Linked DNA regions of Mus musculus: region 2 is linked to region 1. A link is a loop called in an ENCODE intact Hi-C map of the cell type or tissue named here. Cell type or tissue: heart. All regions are shown on one strand.

Region 1 (8,000 bases):
ATGGTCCCTAGCAAGGAGCCCTTCCCACTTTTCACATTTTAATATCTACAAACCTTCATACTTATCCATCTCTGAAGCTCAAACTCCAGCCAAAATTTGGGTCTTCATTGGAACCATCCTATGACACCCCAGGGCCTTTGCACATGCCCTTGCAGCACTACCTCTGCTAGGAACCCTCTTCTGACCACTCCACTTCCAGGGGTCCATAGCCATCCTTGTCTTGGAGATCTCCTGATATCAAGACTTCCATTGAGATATCTCATTAGGCCCACGCCTGAGGGGGTGGAGAATGTATGTACATACGTATGTGCACATGTATGTGCATGACATGGTGCACACGAATGTGCATGACATGGTGCACACGTATGTGCATGACACGGTGCACATGTGCAGATCAGAAAACAACTTCTCAAGAGTCATTTCTCACTTTCCACTTGTCAGGCTGGGCTCGACAGCCTCCATAGAATCCTTTGCACTGGTCCCACGGGGTTCTTACCATAGAAGACAGAGGGCGGGTCATGGAAGAAAGGATAACTGGTGCCCAGGAGCAGGTAAGCGCAGTAGCTCCAACAGGCCAAGTAGAACAGAAGCTTCCAGGCGCTCTCAGGTAACCTGGCAGCATCTCTAGGCTGCAGACGACACCGCTTGGCCAGGGGCTGTGGGAACATGGTAGGTAATGGTTATCACTGGGGAGCTCGAGGCTCCTCCAGGGGACAAAGTGAGACCCAGGGACTCAGCAGGCTCGGTGGCATTGAGAAGGCTGGGCCTCTGTGCCCATATCATCTGGGGTAACCAGAGCCCATGTGTTAGCCCATGAAGGGCTAAACTTAGCACCCAGCTGTCCTGTGTGGCCTGGAGAAAGGAGAGGGAAGGGGAGAGGGCAGGGTGGGGTGACACACTCAGGCTTTAGGCAATGGAGCCCAGGGAATCTGGGGGGCTCAGGTTCTGGAAGGGAATGGGGGTGTGTCAGGGAGAGAAAAAGGGGGGATGACTTGACTGTTGATGGGAAATACTTTGGGGAACAGAAAACTTGAAAACACCAGTGCTCCCCTGCCCTGAGAGGAAGACAGGAAGGGAAATTGAGTCTAGGAGGATGCCTGGGAGGGGAAGCCGGCCAGAGTCTGCTAAGAGAAACGGGGTGGTGTAGAGGGAGAAGGGGGGGAAAAAGTGAAAGGGAATCATGTGATGGTGAGACAACCTGACTCTGGGGACACAAAGACGCCACTGGATAGTGTGCCCTGAATTAGAAGGTACATGTCTATCATCCCAATACTTGGGAAGTTGAGGCAGGAGGATTGCCATGAGTTTCACCAACCTGGGCTTCAGAGTGTGAGACTGTCTCAAAAACTACAAAAGACTGTTGGAATAGGCGGACTAGTGTCAGGGAAGGCTCCAGCACCCTGGGGGTGGAGCTCCGGAGCTGAACGCCAAACCCAGCCCCCTTCCTCTCAAGGCTGAGGGGGCCAGAGGAGCACTGAGCACTCAGCGGTTGTCATGGAGACAGCCAGAGCCCAGCTCCTGTAACCCTTAGCAACCAGGCTGCTGCCAAGTTGAGCTTGGAGAGTGGGACGCCCCTCCACCCAGTTCTTAGGAAGGGTGAGGGTGGAACTGAGGTGGCATCAGGCCTCGTCAAGGCCTCCAGCTTCCTAGATGGACACCGAGAGAGTGTCAGGGCCAAGGCAGATGGGGACCATGACTGCACGGTGCCTTGGCCCTTCTCACTCTAGCCTGGACCTCCCCACAGCAGCTGGGGGCTGAAGTTGCTCCCTCCAGTGGGTGATACCAGGCAGGGTGGGCCCTGGAGCTGGACAACACCCTGTCTTGACCTAACAAGGAACAGCCTCTTCCCGCCAGCAGAGAAAGGCCCCTTTGTTGGCACAATGCTCTCTGTCCCCGCACCCCCCTGCCACTTTCAGTTACAGGGGGGTGGGATGTCCCCAGCTAGTCCCCTGGGGGAGTATCCACCATGGTACTGGCCTAAATGCCACAGAGACCCCCTAACCCCAGGAGGGGGATGAAGAACAGGCTCAGGTACTAATGTCATCAGTGCAATCACTACAGGGTCATCCTTCAGACCTGGTTGGTGGCCTTCTTAGTTGCCAGAAAGAGAACATTTTGACCATCACCCCATGGGGGCGGCAGAATCCAGCCTTGACATAGACAGGGTCATTTCCAAGGTTGAGCCCCTCTGCTTGCTTGGCCCATGACATGCAGGCCTGTGCAATCACTGGCTCAGGGGTGATGTGGACCCCAGACAGGGGCGGAGCCTCGACTGCACAGACTGGGTGTAGGCTCAGCAGCTCCCCGTGACGCAGGGCACAGGTGACCTCTGTATATCTCGAGGCCTCCCGTCCAGGATCCCCAAGTCGATCCCCAGGAAGGGCCCCAGGTCGGTCCTCCGGTCTGCAACAGCCTAGAGGCTGTACCGAGCTGATCGCCCTAGATTCTATCGAAATGACCCAGGACAGGGTGTGGATCTGGTTTCCCTGGACCCAGAACACCCCACACTATATTGGACACCAAATCCATCACAGCGTCACCTCAATTCAGCCCCCCCCCCGGCATCCAACCCGCGCAAAGGGTCTCGCGATAGCCTGAGGCCCCAACATCCTGGGCATCTCCAAACCCGAGCCCCCCACTTTCCAGCGGCCACCATGGACATAGGAATACGTGAGGTGAGGCCCCACTCATTCTCCTTTTGCAGTTCTCAGTCCCCCACCCTCCTAGGTCTCACTGACCCGAAAGATGTGTGTGGTGGCTGCCCAGCGCAACGCTGTCCACCCCAGAGCGCAGAGCACGGCCAGCAGCAGCTCGGGTGCAGCCAGGTGCGCGTGCTCCGCCAGGCCGCGGCGCGCCAGTCCCCAGCCGCAGTCCCCGCAGCCCTGAGCCGCCGCCAGCGCCGAGGCCCAGCTTCGTTGCAACATCTGCGCATAACTCGGCATGGGCTCTGGCGCCTCGAGCCTGGGGGTCGCCGCGGCAGCAGCCATGCTATCCAATTCTCCGCTGTCTCCGCTGTTGCCTGCACCGGTCCGAGTCGCCGCGCGCCCTCGCGTCACGCGCCGCAGCCAGGCAGGGGGCGCGCGGGCCCCCCCAGAGCAAGAATGGGGCGTGGTCTCTCGGGCCCCGCCCCCGTTATGCAGAGCACCACCCCTCCTGCCCTCCTCTTGGTGCTGCTTTGAGACTAAGTGGTCCTCTACTCAAGTCTGCGACTGCCTTCTGCGGTCAAGATGGCTCAGCGGGTGAAGGTGAGGACAGACTGACACAAATTATCCTCTGACCTCCACTTGGGCGCCCATTCACACAAATAAAAGCAATGAGACAATTAAAAAAAAAAAAAAAAAGGATTCAGCCCATGCTTGGGTTGTTGGTACTCGCCCTTTGCCCACTGGTCTGAATGCAGGGCGCCTGGTTCTGTGGGTACAGCCAGCTTTGGAGCCTGTGAGTGTCCTAGCCTAGACCCATAGAAATTCACTGGTAGACTGTGAGGGTGGAGCTGACAAATGGTAGTGGGCTGAGGACTGTCCAAAGATCAGCCTCCCATTGTCCCATCACCACTGAGCCAAAGCCATAAAGATTAGCCTGATCCTTACTAACTCCTCCAGCCATATAGCCTCTTGTGCTGATCTTCCAACTGAGTACTTGCTGTGTAGCTGAGGATGATTTCGAACTCCTGATTCTCTTTTCTGCCTTCTGAGTGCTTGGAAGGCAGCTTTGCGCTGCCATACGTGGTTTATTTATTGCTGGCAGTGGAACGCAGGCTCTGTGCATACTAGGTCTCCAGCCTCCTGTATGTGCACGCATGAACTATGTGCACTCATGCACGCCAAGGGTACAAGTACGGAGGCCAGAGATAGATGCCCAGAGTCTTCCTCCATCAGTATTTAAAACCTTGGATGGCTCAGTGGTTAAGAGCACTGTTTGCTCTTCCAAAGGTCCTGAGTTTAAATCTTGGCTCACAACCATCTGTAATGGGATCAAATGCCCTCTTCTGGTGTGCATGACGTCAGAGGACTCATATACATATACTTATTAGAAAACTGCATTTTAATAAGACTTTTGATATATCTGTGTCTGTGTGCACATATGCCACATGAGTATAAGTGCCCATGGGACTGGAAGGTAGACCCCATGGAGATGGAGCAACAGGCTGCTGTTGGCTGGGTGGACATTGCTGCTGGGGTCAGAACATCAGTCCTCTGCAAGAGTGGTTTTTAGGCCAGGCCTAGTGGCACAGGCCTTTAATCCTAGCACTTGGGAGGCAGAGGCAGGCGGATTTCTGAGTTCAAGATCAGCCTAGTCTACAGAGTGAGTTCCATCTAGGACAGCCAGGGCTGCAGAGAAACCCTGTCTTGAAAAACAAAACAAAGAGTGGTTTTTAACCACTGGCCTAGCTCTCTAGCCCTCTCACCTACACCATTTAAAAAAGATGTAGCCATTTGGTGCATTTTCTCTGCTTGGTGCCCAGAGGCAAGGAGGGCATCAGACCCCCTGGAACTAGAGTTACACACTGAGAGCTGAACCTGAGGCCTTGCTTGGCGAGAGCAGCCAACACTCGGAACTGCGAGCTGTCACACCTCTCCAGACCCTGTGTTTAGTTTTTATTTTGTTTTTTGAGACAGGGTTTCTCTGTATAGCCCTGGCTGTCCTGGAACTCACTTTGTAGACCAGGCTGCGCTCGAAATCAGAAATCACCTGCCTCTGCCTCCCAAGTGCTGGGATTAAAGGTGTGTGCCACCACTGCCCGGCCTGTATTTAGTTTTTGAGGCAGGATCTCTCACTAACCTAGGGCTCACTGGTCCAGCTAGACCATGTGGCCAATGAGCCCTAGCGAGCTTCCTGCCTCCCAGACGCAGCCCCCAACCCTAGGGACAGACATGAGCCACCTGTGCCCTTGGCTTCTACGTAGGTACTGGGGACCCAAACTTGGACTATCATGCTTCTGGGAAAGGTCCACTACTGAGCATGTCACAGGGTCTCATGATGCAGCTGAGGATAGCAGTGAACCCAACCCTCCCACGGCTTCCTTCGATAGGTGTGGCCCACTACTCAAGGGTTCCTGACTGGAAACCCCCGTGGGTGAGAGGGGTTCTTATACTTGCTCCTGAGTTGTTAGGTGACAGGCTAGGGGCTGGGGCCCTTCCCAGTCCCTCCTGGCAAATCCTGGGGCCATCTGGCAAACACAGTGCCCATCTGTAAGTGAAGAAGCCTGATCAGCCTGAGTTTCTTCTTGGCAGTGGAGTTGGGATGCCTGCCAATGAGGTGTGGGGTGATGTGTGGTGTAGGCCAAGGACCAGGACTTCCTAATAGAGCTCATGCTAGGCAGATACTGGTGCCCCGTCCCCTCCTGTCACATGGCCAAGTGTCAGTGCACTGCACTGCAGTGGCATCTGAGTTGGTGTCAGATGGCTATCCCAGTAGCTAAGGTAAGGTCACAAGCCTCAAGAGACAGCATGGGGGCTAACTAGACCTCCTGCTCCCTGTCCAGTGGGACCTGTTTGGGGCTTCTCACTATAGCTAAGCCTGGTAGGCAGGGCCCAGCATGGGTCTATCCTGCCAGTGGCCCTATACCCACCATGCTGTGCAAGGTGGCAGCCCAGACAATAAGCCCTAGGGTCCAAGATTTGAGTGGCAACATCCTTCATTGATGGCTGCCTTGATGGGTCTGTACCTCAGTTTCCCTGGATGCTGATTGAGGCAACCTGGGGGGTGCTTGTAGAGGAGGCTAGAGAACCATGGAGGGGTACCCTGAAGCTTAGAGTGCAGGACTGGTGGTGTACAGTGAGGTGGGAGACTGGGACTCTCTCCTCCCAGTCCCTCTCCTGTCAGAGTGAGCGCCTGGTGGGTATCAGGCAGAGCGATAATGGATAGACTTTATTGGCAGACACAAAGGGAGGACAGCATCCCGCGGCACACAGTTGGGGTCACCAGGGCATCTCCACTTTAAGCACTGGGCGCATACTGCATTGCCAGGCGATCGAAATCGTTCTCCTACAGTGGGAGAAGAGACATAGCATGAGACAGCACCGCTTCCTCCCTCCCATCCATAGGAACAACTGCCCTGCTCACCTTGGCCTGGTACTCCTTGATGAAGGGGTGGGCCCTGTGTGCATCCTTCAGCTGTGACAAGTATCGGTTTGTCACCTGAAGAGAGTGGGTTGGAATTAGTTGGCCAGATATAAGGATCCAAAAGCCACTCTACCCTGCAGGATAGGGTGGGAGCAAGGGAGGGACCCACCCCCACCCCCACCCCCACCCCAGAGATTACGGAACCTGGGCAGCAGGTTCCACTGCAGGGGGGAGTGGCCAGAACAGGGTGACAGGATGAAGCTTTAGGAACTGACATGTCCTAGATCCTTTTTTTTTAAAGATTTATTTATTTAATGTATGTGATTACACTGTCTGTCTGTTTCTCTCTTTTGGTTTTTCGAGGCAGCGTTTCTCTGTGTAGCCCTGGCTGTCCTGGAACTCACTCTGTAGACCAGGCTGGCCTCAAACTCAGAAATCTGCCTGCCTCTGCCTCCCAAGTGCTGGGATTAAAGGTGTGCGCCACCACGCCCGGCTCACTGTCTCTCTCTTTAGACACACCATAAGAGGGCATTGGATCTCATTACAGATGGTTGTGAGCCACCATGTGGTTGCTGGGAATTGAACTCAGGACCTCTGGAAGGGCAGTCTGTGCTCTTAACCCCTGAGTCGTCTCTCCAGCCCCATGTCCTAGATTCTAGGACGGTAATTTTCAACCTTCCTACTGCTGGGACCCTTTAATACAGTTCCTCATGCTATGCTGACTCCCAGCCATAACATTTTCTTTGCTACTTAATTTTGCTACCTATGTGTAATTTTGTTACTGTTGTCTATTATAATGTAAATATCTGATATGCAGATCTATAAAAAGCTCATTTGACCTTCAGGGTGAGAGTCTGTTCTAGGATCTAAAAGCAAGGAAGCTCCAGCCCAGCTGTGTCTACACAGCACTGAGGACGATGTCTGTCCTCGGCTAGGACAGTGCAGCAAGTTGTTTCCTGGCTACCTATGCAGAAGCTGCACCACCTTCCTCTTCATCCTAGGCCTCCACTGATCTCTGCCTGTCCTGTTTCTGTCCTCACCACTATCCTGAAGGGGCTGAGGCCTGAGCCACACTACAGCCTACCTCAGGGGGCTTGCCCAGGTGCTGTGACAGTACAATGAGATTGATGAGGGTCTCAGGGTGGCCGCTGTCCTGGAAAAATATGGAGAACAGGCAGTCAGCAAAACCCAGGTGCTGAACCCACCTACCAACATCTGACTGAGTCCAGAAAGAGCCAGCCTAAGCTACCACAGAGAAGGTAGGTGGCACCAGGCAGTCCCAGATTTTCACCATGCACTCTGCAAGGCAAAGGGTCCAGGGCCTTGTGCCTCCTGCTCAGCCTGGCCCAGGTCTGTCCTCCTAGCTTTGGGGGGGGCACCGAGTTCCCATGCTCTACATTAACCTGTTGGCTGTGAAGTTACTCCCCTCACCCCGCCCCAAAAGTTACGTCAGCAGCCTCTCCATGGAGGCAGAGATGGCAGGTCAGCTTTAGGTGAGGGTTGGGAACAATCAGATGGGAAACTACTTGTGCCAAGTCCCACAATAGTGCCCCTGTGTTTAAAAACTGAGACCACAACAGCTTCTGCTGACCACCTGCTGGGCATGGACATTGTCCTAGTGATGGACCTGGGTCTGGCACAGCCAGTATTCAGGCTGGTGAAGAGCCTTGTGGTAGCCCAGCAGTAACTGCAGACTTCCCTTGTGGAGAGCTCACTCTATACATGACATTCTTGGTTTTGGGCTGCAAACTCATAATATTCCTGTCGTAAATTCCTAAGTGCAGTGTGACAGGCCTTTCCCCCAGTCCTTCCTCAAGACATATCAGAGCCTTGCACACATGAGGCAGCAGCACATGGGCAGCACCTGTGTTCTCCTAAAGACACCAGGTCATGCCTCAGCCCAAGGCCCTCATTCAATTTGTTTTTGATTGCCT
Region 2 (8,000 bases), 140 kb after region 1:
ACAGCACCTGTGTTCACAGCACCTGTGTTCACAGCACATAGGCAGTCACACTCCTAAGTCCTCTTGGACAGAGACCCAGAGGCTCAAGGCTCTGACTGAGCACTGGCTCTTGAACATGACTGGGCCAGACCACACTGGCACCATGGTAAGGCAGCATTGCAGAAGCCCTCCTTTTTTATTCTCAATACACATTTTACATATGTAGGAAGGTCACACATATCTCATAAATACACACGTAAACACACTAAGTCATAGCAAAAAAATAACTTTGGAGTTGGAGGTGACCCTTAGTCACCAAGACCTCAAAACACAGCAGTCATCCTCACAGCTTTGGAGGATGGTGACAACCTCTTCCCTCTCTTCCCTTTCAAGCTTCCCCCGGCCCCCTTTTTCTTCTTGTTTTACATAGTCTTGTTACTAGTCTAGGCTAACCCTCTTACCTCAGCTTCCCCAAGTGTGCTGGGGAGACAGGCATGGAGACTACTGTCTCTCCCTCCTGGGGATACTGACAGATGCCGGGGCTATATGGATGCTGGGCCAGAGTCCCACCCCTAGCTCTCCTAGCCACCTCTGATCTTGAGGTTTCCACTCTCTCCCAGGCCCCTCTCACTATCCAGGTCTCCCCTGCTCATCCCCCAGTCTCTGGGATATTTCTGTAAAACGTGCCCCCTCCACACACACACACTTGGGGATCATGGCCCAGGGGAGATTGCTTCAAGGGGTTTATGATCTAGGCACTGAAGTGAGAGAGATGGTAGGGAGTCCCCACACCAACCCTTATGTCATCTAGGGGCACCAAGGCACACACACAGGGAACAGTCCCAATCCTGGTGGGCAGGAATCAGACACTAGAGCCTAGTGCCTTCCTGCTAAGAGGCTGCCAGGTGCTGGTGGAAATAGAGGCCGAAGAGGCTGGAGAGCAGCTGGCAGGCAGCTGTCCACCAGATGATGTAAGCCAGCATGCCTCTGAGGAAGAGGGGCGTGAGCAGGCCACCCAGGATCCCTGCAACCTGGGCTGCAGTCTGCTGGGCCTCATCTCCTGCAGGGTCTACAGGGATCAAAGCCTCTGAGGGCTGGGATGGGGCCAGTGGGGGAGGAGTAGAGCTCAGGGCCCAAGAGTAGCCTCCTGCAGGAGTGAAGAAGAGAATTATAGGTGGAGACATAATGGTGGGAATCTAGAGGCTCTCACACCCCGCCCACACCTAGGTTACACCCCGCAGGCCTTAGGGGGCCTCCATCCTCCCCTGTCTGTTGGCCCTGCCTCCAACCTCCCTGCCTATGGGTCTTAACTGTAGCTTTTCCCAAACCCTGCCCTCACTTTTATCTGCTAGCCCCACCCTTACCCGGCCATGTCCCCACCTCTACTTGCCAACTTTGCCCTCGAACAGAAAACCCCCCACCTCCACTTTTATCTGAAGATCCTACCCTTATCAAATCTGTCCCCACCCCCTGGCCCCATGCTCTTTCCCACCAGCCCCTCACCCAGGGTCTTGAGCAGCAGTGTGCAGTGCAGAGTGAGGATGAGCGGGGTCAGGTACTGCAGGCTCACCACAGTCACGTAGCAGTAGACCCGGACCACCTAACGGGGGAGACAGTGGGGGTTGTAGAAGGGGTGGTCTTCCCAGGGCAGAGACCCTGCGACTAGGCCCCCTCAGCACCGGGACCATCCCACCCAGGGTGCATACCCGCTGCTGGATTTCACGGGCCTCAATGCGGCCAGCCTCCTTGCGCAGCTGCTCCACTCGAGCCTTGGCCAGGCACAGGTAGGCCTGCAGGTGTGGCCGGGTTACTGCCAGGCGCAACAGGCACAGCGCCACCAACACCCAGAGGCGCAGAGAGTCGAAAGCCCCTTCTGACGGTCTGCAACAAGAGTGAAGCAGGCAGGAAGTCTGGGTGAGCCCTCCTTTCCCAGGCCATGGCCTCAGGCACCCCAGGCCCCTCAGTGCCCCCAAAACGCACACAGAGAAAGTCATGTTCCTTGTGGGTGCCTGGTACAGGAAGTCCCGGGCGACAGGCTTTGTCCAGAGCCACAAGGTGCACAGGGGTGACAGGAAGCTGGTGTGTAGGAGCAGCCTGGGGACAAGCATCTCAGTGGGATCAGGCTCCTCACCCCCAGCCTCTAGCCCAACTCCAATCCTACCCTGGGAGACCCGCCTAACTGTAGCAGTGGTCGGTCCGCAGACAGGGTCAGCGCGTCCTGGTGGGTCTGGGCCAGCCTCAGGCCAGGGAAAATGAGGAAGGCGCCCAGCAGGGAGCCTAGCACCGCCAGCCCAAGGCGGATGGCCAACTTGATCACAGGGAGTCTGGAGAGAAGAGATGGTCTCAGGAAACCCACAACTGGTCAGAATTTAGCCTTTAGATATTCCCCCTACCTGCACCCACCCCCAAGGTCCAGTCCCCAGGACTTACGTCCAGTCCCAATCCTGCTTCTTCAGAATAGGCTCCAGGTGCTGGGTCATGCTGGCTAGGCCTGGGAAAGGAGAGGATCAAGTGGCGTCCATTGCTATGGTTTCCAAAGCTAGGCCGACTGGCCTTCCCGCTTGCAGATCCACCTGTCTCTGCCTCCCCAGTGCCAGGGTTTACAGGCACGGGCAGGCAATTTCTACTTTTTACATGAGTGCAAACTGAAGTCCTCATGCTTGCAGAGGCTGTCACACTGGCCCAAGCCCCAGGCCAGACAACCTGTTCTAATGGTACCTGTATTCTCCTGTGCTGGGATACAACCCAGGGCTTCCACATGTGCTGCGCAGGTGCCTGTCTCTGAAGCACACAGAGCCCTGCTAGGACTAGACTCTGCAGGATTGTTCAAGAAACAGAGCCTAGGGCTGAGGAGACAGCTCAGAGAAGGCCCTGGACGCTCTTCCAGAGGACCTGAGTTTGGTTCCCAATCCCTGTGTAGGGTTGTTCACAACTATATGTAACTCTAGCTCTGGGGTATCCAATTCTCTCTCTCTTTTAATTAATTAATTTATTTATTATATGTAAGTACATTGTAGCTGTCTTCAGACACTCCAGAAGAGGGAGTCAGATCTCGTTATGGATGGTTGTGAGCCACCATGTGGTTGCTGGGATTTGAACTCTGGACCTTCGGAAGAGCAGTCGGGTGCTCTAACCCACTGAGCCATCTCACCAGCCCCCCAATACTCTCTTTTAGTCTCCAATAGCACTTGCACTCATGTACACACACACACACACACACACACACTAAACATTTTAAATAAATCTTGAAAAAATACAGGGGTGCTTGAGAGATAGCTCAACGATTAAGAACACTAGTTGCTTTTCCAGAGGTTTTGAGTCCAGTTCCTAGAACCCACCTACACGGTGGCTCACAACCATCTGCAGGATCCAGTGTCCTCGTCTGGTATGCATGAAGATATAGCACTCACATTCATAAAATAACTAAGTCTTTTTTTTTTCAAGATTTATTTATTATATGTAAGTACACTGTAGCTGTCTTCAGGCACACCAGAAGAGGGTGTCAGATCTCATTACAGGTGGTTGTGAGCCACCATGTGTTTGCTGGGATTTGAACTCGGGACCTTCGGAAGAGCAGTCAGTGCTCTTACCAGCTGAGCCATCTCGCGAGCCCAAAAAACTAAATCTTAAAAACAACAAACAAACAAAAACACAGGCTACTGAGAAGGCTCAGAGGTAAGGAGCCCTTGCTGCTCTTTCATGGGGCCCACATTCCCACCCACACTATGGCTCATAAGCCACTGCAACTCCAGTGCCCTCTTCTGGCCTTTATAGATACTGTACAATCCAGGTACACAGACACACATGATGGCAGAACACCATACATATAGAATAAAATCAAATCTTTGAAAACAGTAATAACAGATAAATCTTAGCCCCAGTACTTGGGAGGCAGGAGTATGAGGATCTCTGTGAGTCTGAGACCAGCCAGAGCCACAGAGTGAGTGGGAAAAAAAGAGAAAGAAAAAGAAACAGAAAGTGACCTGGGACTCAACAGAGAAGCATACCTACCCGGCTCCAGGCCCAGCTCCAGGGTCTCCTCCCGCACCACCTGTACCAGCATGGCCAAGAGGAGGAAGAGGAAGGCAAAGGAGAGACATACGGAGCGCTCACCGCCCTCCTTGGTACTGAAGTACAGCCGGGTCACCATGAGGAACACCTTCCTAGGGATGAGGTTAAGAAAGCCAAGGACAGGCTGGGCCCTCTTCAGACCCCCTCTCCAGGGCACAGACAACCCTGCACGAACTGGCCTTGAGTGCCTGCAGTTTAAACCTGGGATGTGGATCTGGGGGTACTAGTGTTTGGTTGGAGGTGGCCTAATGACCTCTGGCCAATCAGAAATCACTATGGCAGCAGCACTTAGGGAAGGAGGGGCAGTGAAAAGCCCAAGTAGATGTGACATTTGAAAGCTATGGAAAAGTTGGGAGACAGGTTTTCTTTCCCCCTTAGGGGACAGTGCTTGAGGTAGAACCCCAACCTCTTGTGTGTAAATCCAGGGGCCTCCTCCTGCATGCTCAGGCACACCACCATTTCTCAGCCAAGTTCACTTGCACAGAGCTCTGTGTGTGGCTTTACTATTTAAGAGCCAAAGACACACAGTGCCTCCATCAGTTAACCTCAAAACTCTACTAAGATGCAGTCCCTGGTTAAGGTTCAACTATGAGATGTTTCCCCAGACTAATACTCAGAACACTTGGCGGCCAGATGATCCCCTAAAGGGTCTGTGCTTTCTCAGATTAGGGTCCCCACCATACCTGGGCCTCTGCTTTCCAAACGCCAAGCTAGCCTTGTGACATGCTTTTTGATGCAATGTATATACCAGAAGGTTTGGGCAAAAAGATGTGGTGGTGTGCAACTCTAACCCCAGCAGGCAGAGGCAGGAGGATGTCTGAGTTTAGGGTCAGCCTGGTCTACAGAGTGAGTTCCAGGACAGCGACACAGAGAAAGCCTGTCTTGAAAAAACAAACCGCCGGGCAGTGGTGGTGCACGCCTTTAATCCCAGCACTCGGGAGGCAGAGGCAGGCGGATTTCTGAGTTCGAGGCCAGCCTGGTCTACAGAGTGAGTTCCAGGACAGCCAGGACTGCAGAGAGAAACCCTCTCTCGAAAACTCAAAAAAAGAAAAAACAAACCAAAAAAAAAAAAAAAAAAAAAAAAAAAGATGAACCAAATCCCAGGAAACTGTTCCTGGTTTTCCAGTACAAGAAAACCAGACTGTGTGTACAGTAGCAGTGTAGTGATGAGCACCTGTCACCGAGAGCTGGAGGGTGAGCCAGGAGTTCAAAATCAGGATGGCCTGCATCCTCTGACTCTGGGACAGGTTTATGGCACAGTGGGTGATCCCATAGACAGCAAGTTAGAGGGACAGGGAAGCTGGAGCCTGAGTCCCACTCACCCACATGCTAAGTGCCAGAGAAGGATACAGAGAGAAGGCCAGAGTGAGCAGGCACCAGAACACAGCGATGTTGGTCTCCTGGACTGGGCCCAGCACAAAATAGTAGGCCTCTGTGAAGAGGTACACACCAACGGAGTACACTGCGAAGTCGACGAACCACTGGTATTCCAGAAAGAAGCGCAGGACTGCAGGGACAGGAGCCTCAGCACCTACTCCAGGCTCTTTCCACTCAGAGTTCCCCCTGGGCAGAATGACCCCAGCAGCTGGGGAGGGGACTGGGGACTGGGCTGGGTGTTACCTAGGGCATCCACAGCAGTGAGGGGACAGGTCTGCAGCTGGAAATGGGCATCTCGAGGCACTGACAATGGCTTCTCGTCATGAAGACCATTTGCCCACCTGAGCACACAGGGAAAGTGAGAGCTGAGGTCGACAACCATCTCTGGACCTCCTAGAAAGCTTGGGCGGTGATGGCTTGGGAAAGAGCTTTAGCTACATCAGGTGTGAGGGCAAACTAGACACAGGGCCGGCCCCAAGCAAATGGCCAGGAGTACAACAAGATGCCAACTGCTGCCACCATGCCCAGCAGTGCTGTGAGGGCGAGGGTAGGCCGTGTTCCCCAGCCAGGAGCCCTTGGGCAAGATAAGGCCTTTCCCTGGACAGGAGGGCATAGCCCTGCCGGGGCCCCATGGAGTCAAAGTGGGGACCACTTACCGCTCCTTCCTGACCCGGGGCCTCAGTTTCCCTGACAGCGCCCGAAGTTCCTCCTCTGACGGGTGTATGTACCGGAACAGACTGGGGGTTGAGTGGGGCAGAGGTCAGGAAAGATTGGCCTAGGGGTATGATGCAAAGAACCTGAATCTGGTTTTGAAAATAGATCACTGGACATTGGCAGAGTTAGGGCAGGGGGCAGAGCTGGAGGGGAGGGGGCAGGGCCAGCGCTGGGGGGTTAGAGCTGAGGTGGGAGCAGCCCTATAGAAAGATGAGCCAGGGTACATGGGTGTACCCAGAGCTAGCATAATTCTGGGAACATGGGATGAAGGGAACTGATCAAGCCACAGGGACCTCGAGAATCAAGGACAACCTATGGTCTGACTCTCTGGTGCCCCAGCCATTTTTCTGAAGAGAAACCACTCAACAGTATTCTCAGAAGGGGCCAGACACCAAAACAGGAAAAATAGGAGAAAGCTGGATTACAAAAGGCCAGGAGGAGGGGAGTTGGGGGTGAGCTCTGTTGTCAAGACAGATCCAAGGTGTACTTTAAAGACACCAAAGGATGGGGCTGGAGAGATGGCTGAGGTCCTGAGTTTAATTCCCAGCAGCCACATGGTAGCTCACATCTGATGCCCTCTTCTGGTGTGTCAGAGACAGATAGCTACAGTGTATTCATATAAATTAAAAACAAAAAACAAAAAAGAACCAAGACATCAGGCATAGTTGTTGGCATTTCTTCTAGGCTCTGCCCAACAGCCAACAGCCAGGTATAGGCATGTGTGTGTGTGTGTGTGTGTGTGTGTGTGTGTGTGTGTGTGTGTGTGTGTGTCTCCCCCACTCCCTCTCTGTCCCCCTCCCCACATTCTCCTCTTCCCTTCTTTCTCTCTTCTCTCTTTTTCCTTCTCTGTCCCATTCTTTCTCTGCCTCCAATCCCTTCTTACGCCTTTCCCGTGCCTCATTTTATACTAACTGGTGGTATAGCTGGTACCTCATGGGCCCGCTAAGGCACCCTCTCCTGCACACCAGGCCGCCACATTACAAAACATCAATAGTGGGGCATACTTTAGATACCTGCTCTCAGAAGGCCGAGGCAGATGGATGGAGCTCTGTGAATTCAGGCGAGCCTGGTTTACAAAGTGAGTTCCAAGACCGTGCCTAAAAACCTGTGGCCGGAGTTCGATGTCTGAGGCCTACTGTACTGGCTAGTTTGGTGCCATCTCTGGGCTGGTAGTCTTGGGTTCTATAAGAGAGCAGGCTGAGCAAGCCAGGGGAAGCAAGCCAGTAAGGAACATCCCTCCGTGGCCTCTGCATCAGCTCCTGCTTCCTGACCTGCTTGAGTTCCAGTCCTGACTTCCTTGGTGATGAACAGCAATGTGGAAGTGTAAGCTGAATAAACCCTTTCCTCCCCAACTGCTTCTTAGTCATGATGTTTGTGCAGGAATAGAAACCCTGACTAAGGGCTGGTGAGATGGCTCAGTGGGTAAGAGCACTGACTGCTCTTCCGAAGGTCCGGAGTTCAAATCCCAGCAACCACATGGTGGCTCACAACCATCCATAATGAGATCTGACTCCCTCTTCTGGAGTGTCTGAAGACAGCTACAGTGTACTTACATATAATAAATAAATAAATCTTTAAAACAAACAAACAAACAAACAAACTTCTTTAAAAAAAAAAAGAAAGAAAGAAAGAAACCCTGACTAAGACAACCTACTAAAGGTGGAAAGTGAAAACTAACCTTACAACCTGACTCCACACAAGTGCCAGACAGGCACCTAAACATTACACACACAACAGGAAGAATAAATCAAAGTTTAAAAAGTGTAGATGGGACGGGCGGTGGCGGCACACACCTTTAATCCCAGTACTTGGGAGACAGAGACAGGCGGATTTCTGAGTTCGAGGCCAGCCTGGTCTAC

The links. Hi-C counts contacts between places; a loop is a spot of excess contacts. Peaks named below come from ENCODE experiments on the same cell type or tissue, not always from the same donor. Only the 100,000 strongest peaks of a DNase experiment are listed, where the experiment ranks them.
Region 2: it touches region 1 in a loop (2.2-fold over the local background); 1 of 42 quality-filtered maps calls a loop at or near these places.

Annotation. Positions count from the first base shown.
Region 1 is chr8:70,310,847-70,318,846 of GRCm38, reverse strand. It overlaps Cope (coatomer protein complex, subunit epsilon), which reads right to left. Exons shown (of 10, transcript NM_021538.2): 8 at 7,151-7,219; 9 at 6,067-6,141; 10 at 5,845-5,988. The coding sequence ends at 5,941. Gdf1 (growth differentiation factor 1) reads right to left here and starts at 3,072. Exons shown (of 8, transcript NM_001163282.2): 1 at 2,739-3,072; 2 at 497-656. It overlaps Cers1 (ceramide synthase 1), which reads right to left and starts at 3,072. Exons shown (of 8, transcript NM_138647.3): 1 at 2,739-3,072; 2 at 497-656. The coding sequence starts at 2,987. In heart, no CTCF peak of the experiment used is centred here; DNase peaks (open chromatin) are centred at 1,516, 2,125, 3,062, 5,243 and 1 weaker place; H3K4me3 peaks cover 2,583 bases; H3K27ac peaks cover 1,338 bases; H3K27me3 peaks cover 1,725 bases.
Region 2 is chr8:70,175,009-70,183,008 of GRCm38, reverse strand. Tmem161a (transmembrane protein 161A) reads right to left here. Exons shown (of 12, transcript NM_145597.4): 3 at 6,084-6,164; 4 at 5,671-5,768; 5 at 5,401-5,557; 6 at 3,991-4,142; 7 at 2,410-2,470; 8 at 2,160-2,303; 9 at 1,960-2,073; 10 at 1,686-1,860; 11 at 1,483-1,579; 12 at 1-1,126. The coding sequence ends at 870. Among named protein-coding and RNA genes, the nearest start is that of Tmem161a, 6.6 kb to the right of the region's middle. In heart, a CTCF peak has its summit at 3,746 (motif pointing left); no DNase peak of the experiment used is centred here.